Linked DNA regions of Mus musculus: region 1 is linked to region 2. The links are chromatin loops, found by intact Hi-C in ENCODE. Cell type or tissue: left cerebral cortex. All regions are shown on one strand. Links, peaks and the distances in the headings refer to the core of each region. The heading gives the core; the rest is flanking DNA. Region 1 overlaps Cd6 (CD6 antigen). Region 2 holds the start of Tmem109 (transmembrane protein 109).

Region 1 (5,375 bases), core at 134-5,133, 75 kb before region 2:
AACAGAGCCGCGTTGGTCCAAGGGATGTTCATGTGTATTAAGTAGGAAAAGCAAGACACAGAGAAGAAAGCAGCGCAGGGAAGGCTTGGTCACATGGCTGTTCTTTAGTATATGCCTGTAAAAGGTACCTATGGGAACAGTGAGAGAACACGGAAACGCAAAGCACCCCAGCTCTTGGGAGATGGAGGCAGGAGGATCAGAAGTTTAAGAGCATCCTTATCCTTCATTCTTTCGATCACGACCTTGGGCTGTGCTTTCCATGCTGAGAAGCAATGGACCAAGAAAGGGAAGGACTGGAGTGGAAGAACTGGAGAGAGCAGCCCCAGCCAGCCGTGAGGCTGGCTTTGCCATCCAGTCCCAATCTGAAGCCCAAGAAGCCCAGATGGGACAGGCAGAGAGAGCCACTGAGGAGAAGGTACCACCAAGGGAACTCTGAACACAGGAGGGACAAAGCCCGAAGGAAGCCAGGAGCAGCATAAGCCCATGATCCCAGCACCCAAGAGGCTGAGAGAGGAAAATGGAGAATTTCAAGACAGCCGATGCTACAAAGTAAGACTCTTTCTCAGGACACCAAACTTGCAGAAGAACCCAGACGCAGTGGTACACATCTGTAATCCCAGCACATCAGAGTTAGAGGTGGAAGGATTGCAAGTTCAGGATCATCCTTGGCTACAAAGTGAAACCCAGTCTCAAAACAACAGCAAAGCCCACAGAAGAGTCTGAGGAACCAGAACTCAGGTGCCATTATCTTGTGCCATTGAGGCCCATGGGTTCCTGTAGGCCTCTCAGGGGAGAGATGGTGAGGAGTCTGGACACTAAAAGAGAAGCTGTGACTCCACTGGCCATCCCAACATTGAAGCAAATTCAGTAAGGGGACTCCTGGGTCCCCCTTGAGTAAACAGTTGTGTGAGCTACAGTCCAAGGCACCGATGGCCACTGGCTCGACCTGAGATGCTGAGAAAATCATGGGTGTGTAATGAAGTTGAACGCAAGATGGATGAAGGTTTCGTGTGGGGGAGGAGGCAGGGTGAGAGTTGGAAGGGAGGGCTGGGAAATGAGATTGGATTTACAGAAAGAACCTTGTGGGAAGTGTGGCATGGATCACGGCTAGAAACATGGTTAGAAACATGGGGAACTGTTTGCAAGCACCCACGACAGCAGCAAGCCAAGCCAGCAGCTGCCTATACTTCTGCTTCAGGGCACTTAATCCGCAGAAGTAGCCTCGAGGGCTAGTGTGGGATCTCAGAGCCAGAGCATGCCTGGATTGTGCAAGACCTTTTGTTGGGTTAAAGGGAAGGGAAGTGGGGACGGTAGAAGAGAAGAGAAAGGGAGGGTGTGCTGGCTAGTTTTGTGTCAACTTGACACAGCTGGAGTTATCACAGAGACAGGAGCTTCAGTTGAGGAAATGCCTCCATGAGATCCAACTGTAAGACATTTTCTCAATTAGTGATCAAGGGGGAAAGGCCCCTTGTGGGTGGTGCCATCTCTGGGCTGGTAGTCTTGGGTTCTGTAAAAGAGCAGGCTGAGTAAGCCAGGGGAGGCAAGCCAGTAAAGAATATCCCTCCATGGCCTCTGCATCAGCTCCTATTCCCTGACCTGCTTGAGTTCCAGTCCTGACTTCTTTCAGTGATGAGCAGCGGTGTGGAAATGTAAGTTGAATAAACCCTTTCCTCCCCAACTGCTTCTTGGTCATGATGCTTGTGCAGGAATAGAAACCCTAACTAAGACAGAGGGTAACTTCTGAAATCGGTTCTCTATGGAAATTGGAGCCCATATTTGGGACTAGGGGTTGGAGTGTCCTTCCAGCTACTGGCGCAGGTCACTGACCCTCTCTGAGCCTTAGGTGACACCTTTACAAACTTAAATAAGTCTCGCCATGCTATAGGCTTGTGGTAAAGATGAATCAATATGACATTGAGTCACCCAGGGCCTGTAGTGGGGACAGATTGCTCCCATATGTGTTGTCATCACAGATAAAAGCTTCGTGTTTCTATCACACAAAACCAAAGCACACGAAAATCCACATTCTCCTCCTGCCTCCCCCCCCCCAAAAAAAAAACAAAGACAGCTGAGTTCTCTGAAAACCACTGGGGGACTGGCTAGAAACACACAGCACATTAAAAATACCTATCATAAAGTATTCACAGAGGGTTTTTAATGATAGGGTGGAGGTTTGCAATAGAATGACAAGTGGCTGAAGGCCAGTTCACAGATTTCTGTGTTTCCCTCCAGCCCTTGCTTGCCCCTGACCCAGTTCTAGCTTGTCAAGTTCTTCCAGGGACCCAGAAGGGTTCAAGTTCATCTTCTGTAGTGTTCTCTTGTGGTGGCTGGAGGCTTTTCTTTGTGGACGGAGCCAAGAGAGTGACATAGTTATTTGGTCACAAGCTGATAATGGCATCTGTCCCATGTGAAGGTTAATGTTGACCAGATAGAGAATCATCTAGAAAATTAGTAAATCAGATAAAGGTGCTGGCTTCCAAGGCTGACAACCTGAGATGGGACCTGGGGCCCATATGACAGGAGAGAACAGATGCCTGCAAGTTGTCCTCTGAGTGTTCCAGCCACACTCACACAAAATAAATAAAAATGTAATTTAAAATGGCAGTTTTCATTTAGGTATGTCTGATGACATTTCCCAAGAGGATTCACTAAGGGAAGGGATCCTGAATGTGGGTGGCATCATCCCATAGGCTGAGAACCTGAGAACCTGCATAGAATAAAACAGGAAAGAAGAGCAAGCCAATGAGAGCAACTGTGTGCTCGCCCTCCCTCCCTCCCTCCCTCCCTCCCTCCCTCCCTCCCTCCCTCCTTCCTCTCCTCCTCCCTGGCCACCATGTGGTAAATGGCTCTGCCCTGCCATGTGCTCCCTGAAGTGATGGATTGACACCCCTAAAGCTGTAAGCCCAAATCAACCTTTCCTCCCTAATTCATTTTTAAATGTATGTGCCTCAGCAACAGAAACCCAGCCAGCACAGCCCTGCTCTGTAAGCTACACATGGGCAGCACCCTGATTCTTTTGGCTGGCCACATTCACTGGGCAGAAAAAGGATGCTAAGAGGATAGAAAAAGATGGAGACCAGTCTTTGCCAGTGAAGAAAGATTATCAGAAAAAGAAAACATTCTCCCACGATGAGTTTTTCCTCTCTCTGCTTGCTTTGCGTTCTTCTAAAATGTCCATATATTCTACATCAAAATAAAAACGAACTCGCCCACTCACTCATACATCTTCCAATAAGTGCCCTAGGCGGCTGCCCACAGCACTGGTAAAATGAGATTTTGTACTGGTTCTCTGGGCAGGCTGCTCACATGACCCTGTAAATAAAGCTAGAGCAAACCATATGCCAGGCTAATAACTAAAGCCAACTCCCTCCTGGGAAGAAACAGCTCATGCGATTCCAAGATCTGGGCATTTTCCCTGAAAATGTCAGTATTCTCTAGAGGGAGGCACTGTAGGGACCGCGAGGCTAAGCAATGGCAGATGGGGTTCTCGGTTGGTTCTTGTTGTTACCTTACTGTGTGGCTCTGTTTTCTCACTGGTATAATGAGTAGGCGACCATTTCGATCTTTCCCATCCCTTGCCTTCTTTGGTAATTAGATTAAAATGAGGGAGATCAACTACTGACCATTACTACGTGTCTTACAGATGTAGCTGCCCTTCATCTGATTTACATGGAAGATGGACTAGATACCTCCCGAGAGCTCCCTTGAATGAGCCCCCTTGTCAGGCCTGTGTCGTTCAGCAAATGGTCTAGGGACCTCGTTACAGCTGAGCAGTGATGAGGGCAAGATTTGAACCTGAGAAACCTAGATCTTGAAGCCACTTTCTGAACCCAAGCATAGACAGGACAGCTTCTTTACGCACTTGGCATCCAGCTGCAAAGGCTGGGCCACTGTCACTGTGTGTGGAGTGCTCACAGCCTAAAGGCCACCATGTACATGGATCTGGGAAGACTATGTTTTATTCCTTTGTTTGGACCTATGTTTAGAAGATTGTCCTGTGACCCCTATGACAGTGGACACACACAACCCCTGGGGTGTGGTTTGTGCAGTTGAGGAATGGAAAGCTTCATTTTACTTAACTTGATGTATCGCTATTTAATTTTAAGTTCAGTAAAACCATTGGAGAACTTTTTAAAAGAATAAATCACCACCACCAATATCATCACCACCATCACCACCATCACCATCATCACCATCATCACCATCATCATCATCATGTGTGAGGTGGGAGCTCTTGCCAGTGCAATGTGTAGAAGTCAGCGGACAACTTCCTAGAATCGATTCTCTTTGCTCCTGTATGTAGACTGTGGATTCTGGAGATCTAATCCATGTTACCAGGCTTGCTCAGCAATTGTCTTTACCTCCTGACCCATCATCTCCCTGGGCTTGGAGAGCTTTTTAAAAATGCTTGGAACAACCTGGGTATAGCAATCGCCCTTTCTTTCTTTCTTTTTCTTTTTCGAGACAGGGTTTCTCTGTATAGCCCTGGCTGTCCTGGAACTCACTTTGTAAACCCAGGCTGGCCTCGAACCGAACCGCCTACCTCTGCCTCCCGAGTGCTGGGATTAAAGAAGTGTGCCACACCTCGGCAGCAATATCGCCCTTTCTTTATTCTTCTTTTTGAGGCAGGATTCTGTTACACAGTATTTACATTGTAGCCCACACTAGCACTCAAACCCACAGCCATTTTCTCTCCTCAGCCTCCTGAGTGCTGGGATTCCAGGTATGTGGTCGTCACCACACCCAATGCAGATTACTTATTTCAAAACATTAATGTCTAAGTTAGATGTGCTTTAAATGTGAAGTCCAAACTGTATTCTAATGACCTAATGAGGGAAATGGGATAGAGAGGAGACTCACTAAGAAACGAAAATATTTTAGGTAATAAAACATTATTAAAATAACTTCATCTGTTTGACCATGAGAAACGCGTCCTGAAGACACCAGGCTGACATCAGTGCTTGTCTGAAGCAACCTGCCGGGCCCCAGAGCCCCTGAAGCCCCACCCCCCCGCCAGCCCTGCGCCGCTCCTCCGGTGCCCGCTCACCTATGTTTTATCTTTGATGTTATATGCATCGGTGTTTTGCTTGCATGTCTGTCTGCCTGGGTGCGGTTATCAGATGTCCTGGAACTGGTTATGGACAATTTTTGAGCTGCCATGTAGGTGCTTGGAATTGAACCCAGGTCTTCTGGAAGAGCAACCAGTGCCGCTAACCACTGAGCCATCTCTAGAGCCCCTGCTTGGTTTTTTGTTTTGTTTTTTGTTTTTTTCTTGATCACTGAAAATTTCTCCGCTCCAGTGACCAGCATCAAGTATCACAGCAAAGCAAAGGTTTCTCATTAGTTTGGAGTTTCAGTATGATTTTACTTTGCTT
Region 2 (5,375 bases), core at 239-5,238:
CATAAGCTCGAACACACTTGGCATTCACCAACCATCTCTGGGAATTATGGCGAAAACTTGCCCAAGCACCTTGTGCTCTGTGCTCTGATCTCATCCACAACATGATGCCACACGTGAGTGAGGAGTCAGCAAGCACCAACCTATTGAAGCAGGTAAGGAGTAGGTAAGAAGAATGTTTGCAGGCCCACTTCTTCTTTGCCACTCTGCTGAGAAACGTCAAAGGACTCTAGTAAATCCCATTCTACCTTGGCCTCAAAAGGACACCTGCAGCTCCAGAGAGGTCCTGTGAGTCAGAGCTTCTGAGCCGAGGCTGAGCCGAGGCTCTAAGGTGGTGGAGAAGCCAGGGTTTGAAGTATGTGTGGTTACCAGAGTACTGGGGGGAATTGGCTGCAAATCTAGAGTCATCTGGATAGCAGAGAGGGAATAGAAAGATGTTCCACCATTTGGGCAGAGAAGGCGCAAAAAAAAAAAAGACTCTAAAAATACTTCATTGGGGTAGCTTCTGGACCAGAAACAGCTGCCTGACACACCCCGCCCCCCAAGGTCAAATGGAGTTGCAGGACACACAATTCAAGTGAAAAAGCCTCAAGCTGAAAGAATCTTCTTCTCTTTGGCACAAATCAAGAGCCAGATGGTTCCTGCCTGCCACTGGTAGGAGCTGCGGAAAACATGGGTTGGTTCCTAAGGTATCTGGGTCACAATCATGATTGGGGCCCTAAAGAACAGGCCTGCTATCTTGGGTTGGATCCTATATCCAAGGACCTCCAACAGGAGGAATCAGGTGTCGTCTCTTCCCTACTAGAAGGTCAGGGTGACATGAGCTGCAACTCCCACAGCAGCCTGTTCTCTGGGCCAGTTTCAACTTAAAGCAGCCACCTGCCCCAGTCTAGGGAACCTTGAACTTAACCCCTCCACCTTGAGGACAGCACTGCTCTTCTAGGTGAGCTGAAGTGTGCCAGAATCTCACAGGATTCTGGAGAACACTGGGTGTGAAGAAAACTGGCAAGCTACTTTCTTCATCAGTTCCTCTTCCTTTCCTTTCCTTTCCTTTCCTTTTTTAAGTGAGGCTCAGGCAATATGAATCTGACCCACCATCATCATGCTTCCTCATGTCTCATCAAGAACTTTGCAGTTTTGCTCTTTAAGTCAGGGCCTGATGTAGCCCAGGCTAGCCCGAACTCCTCATGCTGCTGATGACTCTCAACTCCTGATCTTCCTTCTTCCACCAAGTATTGAGTTTACAGGTATGTGCCACGTGTGTGTTACCTGTGTGTTGCACTAGGAACTGGACCCAGGGCTTTGTATATAAAAGCAAATACTACCAATTAAGGACATACATACTAGCACTCATCAAAATATTATTAATACAGAAAGATGCTATGGCCATTAAAAGACAAACAGCGTTGGCCTCTGAAAGATGGGAACATGTCTGAAACGTTTTTGTTTCCTCAAACAGGAGGTACTCCACACATGGAAATGTGTATAAGTTATCAAATTTTAATAGTGATTCGTAATTTACTAAGTGTTGTCTACTTCATTTAATTTTTATGACAATCTGTGTGTGTGTGTGTGTGTGTGTGTGTAGCTGGAAATCAAACTCAGAGCTAACAGGTAGGCAAGCACTTTACCACTTAGTTACAAAAGAACAGTGTGTGTATACAAGTGTGTATGTTTGCATGTGTGGAAGCCAAAGACCAACTTAAACAAATTGGTTCTCTCCTTCCACCATGTGGGTCCCAGGGATCGGACTCAGTTCATTAGGCTTAGTGGCAGGTCCCTTCCCCCCATGGAGCATCTCACCAGCCCTATAGTTATCATGACACCCCATTTTGCTGAGAACAGAAATAGGGACCGTGTCCCCAAGTCCAGCAGCTCAGGCTTGCCCTTTTGCTTGTCCCACACGTCCACACTGCCTTGGTAAGACCTGCTCTCTGCCTATGGGAACATACCGTTCCATTACCTACCATCGAGCGTAAAGCCGAAGACACCCAAACCTCCCAAGAAAAGCCTTCATACTGGAAGATGACCCACCCGCTGAGAGTTTACAGGTTACACACCAAGAGAGTAAGAAGGGACAGCCAGAGATAGCACTGAGACTGGCCACTCCTGTTCAGACAGCTGCAATTCAGCTTAGTAGGGACAGTCTCAGCTGGGGAACTGCTTTACTTACTATGGTGGTGAGACGTCACTCTATGTTCAGCTGTGGTTTGCTCTGCCAGGGCGGGGTGGGGCTGTCCACACTACCTCCAGTCAGTGCTCCTTCCTCTTCTTTTTCCTTTCTCGCTATAAATCACTACAGGGGCAAGAACTAACTTGGTGCCCTCTGCTGGCCCCCACGGTTCCTTCACTACTCACTGCAGTCCTGTGGATCTGCAATCCTCACTCTGGATTGCCCATCTGACCTGCCTGACTAGCCTGTTAAACAAGGGTGTTTGCCCCACCCAGGCAACCCACTCAGACCCTCCCAGGGAGGAGCTCAGCCTTTTTGTTTTGTTTTTAAAGCTCCCCAGGATTCCTGAGGCATAATCAAACAGTGGTTGCAAAGATCAGCAACGCAGAGAAAAGTCTACTTTAAGCAAAGCCTCCTAAGAGCTCTCTGTACAAAGGACACAGGTTCAGATCTATCACAAGTTAGCCGCCACTACCTTTACACCTGTTACTTAACCTATCTGAAATTCAATCTCCTCAAATGTAAGTTCTGTTGAAACTGGGTTAAGAGTTACTTCAAGAAGTTAGATAATTTGTGCAAGCACTGTGTTCAAAGTTTGTCCCACAGCCTCCCAGTGACTCTCAGACTAACTTGACATTAACTTTTCTTGGAATCCCCAGCACCTAGCATAGAATGACTAAGTGCTTGCTAAATGAGTATCAGAAGCCCTGCCAAGAAGCCACAAGTGTAGGACATAAAGACATGGAGAGGTGGCGGGGGGGGGGGGGGGAGGGAAGGGGAGGAGGTTATTTGAATAGTCAGTCCAAATATACGACAGCCACATGAGAAGCACAGCTGAGATAGAAGGTCCTAAACGTGGCGAAGTCACCACTAAGGAGAATGAAGTCAGCGTTCTGGCAGGTCGGAGGCAGCCCTCGCTAAACCCCTGACAGCTGCTACCCAGCAACTGTTTGTGGGGCAGGGTGTTTGCAAAGGGGGGGGGGGGGGGTGTGCAGCCTTGCCGCTCCCTTCCCAAGGCCCAGACTCCAGGCAATAGGGTCAGTGGCATGTGCTATTTCGAACAGCACATCCCCTGCCAAGCACTCCATAGTGGCGTCGCGAGGCCCATGAGGTCAGGATACCCTGAGGGGGGCTCCAACTGAGGCGGCAGGAGGCTGGACCATGGGGCTGGGGGAGGTGTGCAGTTCGGCACTGGCCTCATCCCCCAAATCTGGCAGCTGCTCCCTCCGGAGGGCTAGACCTCAGCGCTCGAACCCACTCATCCCGGGAAACACTCTCCTCCAGGGTTACCTAGTAACAACGCCCCTGGTTGCATAGCAACGAGGATCTGGGTCCCATACTTGTTAAGCCCCACGTTCCACGTTCGACCCCTCCCCACTAGGGCTCGCAAGGCCTTGCGGCTCCGCCCTGTTACCTCCTGCAAATCTGTCCTTTAAGCTGCATCTACAGCCCTGGTCTCGGCCCTCACTCACCCTGCTCCGGTCACCGCTATCCTTCACGTGGGACTTCGCTAGAAAACGCGCCACCAAACCGGCGCCTCAACTCCCGGGGTGTTGGTTTATAGTCTGCGCATGCGCGGGGCGGTCGACGGAGGAGACTGGCAGGTCTTTCTGGCAGGCATCGTGGACGCATGCGCTCTGCTCGCTCCATTATGGTTTGTACGTGTTTTTTCCCTCCCAAATATTTCCAAGAGAAGAATGGCGCCGGAAATTGGAGTTGGAACGGAAGCGAAGCCTTTGGCAGGAAAGGGGAAAGAAAGAACTGTCGAGGCTGTGGCGTGGGTAGAGTTGGTGCTCGATGCGGGATTCGGTGCAGATCCGAGTCTACAACGCATTTAGGGCGGCAGTTTCCTCCCGGGAAGTGCAGTTCCTAAGGCGGGGCGCTGGCGAGCACTTGGAGGGCTGAGAAACCTTTCACGCTAAAAATGGCACATCAGGGGGGAAAGGCACAAGGTGTTAGTGGGCACATGAACGGTGTACGGCCTTGGAGAAACTCATATGCTCTGGAAGAGAGCAAAACCTCACCCAAAATGTGTGGGTGACCACCAAAGCTTTGCTTACAATTGTTAGGGAAAGGAAAGCAACCCAGGTGCCCTGGGGTTATTTTGTTTGTTTGTTTGTTTTAAACCTTAGAACACTGAGGTAGCTTTGTGGATGAGGTAGGCAGAGATGTAAAAATTGTTTAAAGGTTTATTTATATGAATACACTGTAGCTGTCTTCAGACACACCAGAAGAGGGCATCAGATTCCATTACAGGGGGTTGTGAACCACCATGTGGTTGCTAGGAATTGAACTCAGGACCTCTGGAGGAGCAGTTAGTGCTCTTCACCGCTGAACCATCTCACCAACCCATAAATTTTAAAATTACGTGTAGTTATGTATTCTATGCATGCGTTCGGGTGTGCAGGCACAATACAATACTCCTATGGAAGTCAGTTCTCTCCTGCTGTGTGGATCCCGGAGATTGAATCCGGGTTGTCAGGCGTGCCTTAGTGGAAAAGATCTCAGGGGTGGTGGGGGTGGGAGTGGTGTTTTTGGTTTCTTTCTAGACTTAGTTTTAGTTTGCAAGTGCCTTTTGGGAAATTAACATAGGCACACATATTAGAAATGTATGGGAACATTGGAAGGGAAAGGAGGACTTCCCTTAGGAGTCTTGTTAAAACCTCCCATCAACTGAGAATCAAAAACTACTTTAGGTGTTTCTCTCTTCCCAGCTGTAAACCTACAAGTTTCTAAGAACTTCACTAGAAACTTACATTTACAGTAAGAAAGACCTGTCCTAGCCCTCCCCTAAAGGGTGCAATCCTAGTGGCTCATAGTTATATTTTACTAGATTATATTCCTAACCCAGTCACTTCTGGAGCCATCCTATAATATCACTAATCAGAAAGAGAGAAAAGGATAAAAAAACCAATTCTTAACAACCCTTTTAAGGCATAACTTGAGAGCTGCCAGGATGTTTTATATGGGCTAATGGTGTGACACTTATTTGTGACTCCCTCTTCAGAATCCTATATAAACACTTGGTTATGTCTTACTCTTTTCCTGGTCTCTGTCTCTCTCCCCCACCCCCTCTGTTAAATCATGTTCCTAAAAATATGTATCAACTTATCTTTAATAAACTTCAACTCTGGTTCTTTTGACTGGTAGGGGACTTGAGACAAAGTTTCTTTGTGTAGCCTTAGCTGTACTGGGACTAGCTCTG

The links. Hi-C counts contacts between places; a loop is a spot of excess contacts. Peaks named below come from ENCODE experiments on the same cell type or tissue, not always from the same donor. Only the 100,000 strongest peaks of a DNase experiment are listed, where the experiment ranks them.
Region 1: a loop joins it to region 2, with 2.7 times the contacts of the local background. A loop is called at or near these places in 2 of 42 quality-filtered maps.

Annotation. Positions count from the first base shown.
Region 1 is chr19:10,802,716-10,808,090 of GRCm38, forward strand. The region is part of intron 1 of Cd6 (CD6 antigen); the gene reads right to left. Among named protein-coding and RNA genes, the nearest start is that of Cd6, 25 kb to the right of the region's middle. In left cerebral cortex, for the core only: no CTCF peak of the experiment used is centred there; DNase peaks (open chromatin) are centred at 1,077, 3,079 and 3,389; H3K27ac peaks cover 4,101 bases.
Region 2 is chr19:10,878,010-10,883,384 of GRCm38, forward strand. It overlaps Tmem109 (transmembrane protein 109), which reads right to left and starts at 3,734. Exons shown (of 4, transcript NM_134142.1): 1 at 3,643-3,734. In left cerebral cortex, for the core only: CTCF peaks have their summits at 2,350 (motif pointing left) and 4,057; DNase peaks (open chromatin) are centred at 399, 619, 2,286, 2,892 and 1 more place; H3K4me3 peaks cover 2,327 bases; H3K27ac peaks cover 2,469 bases.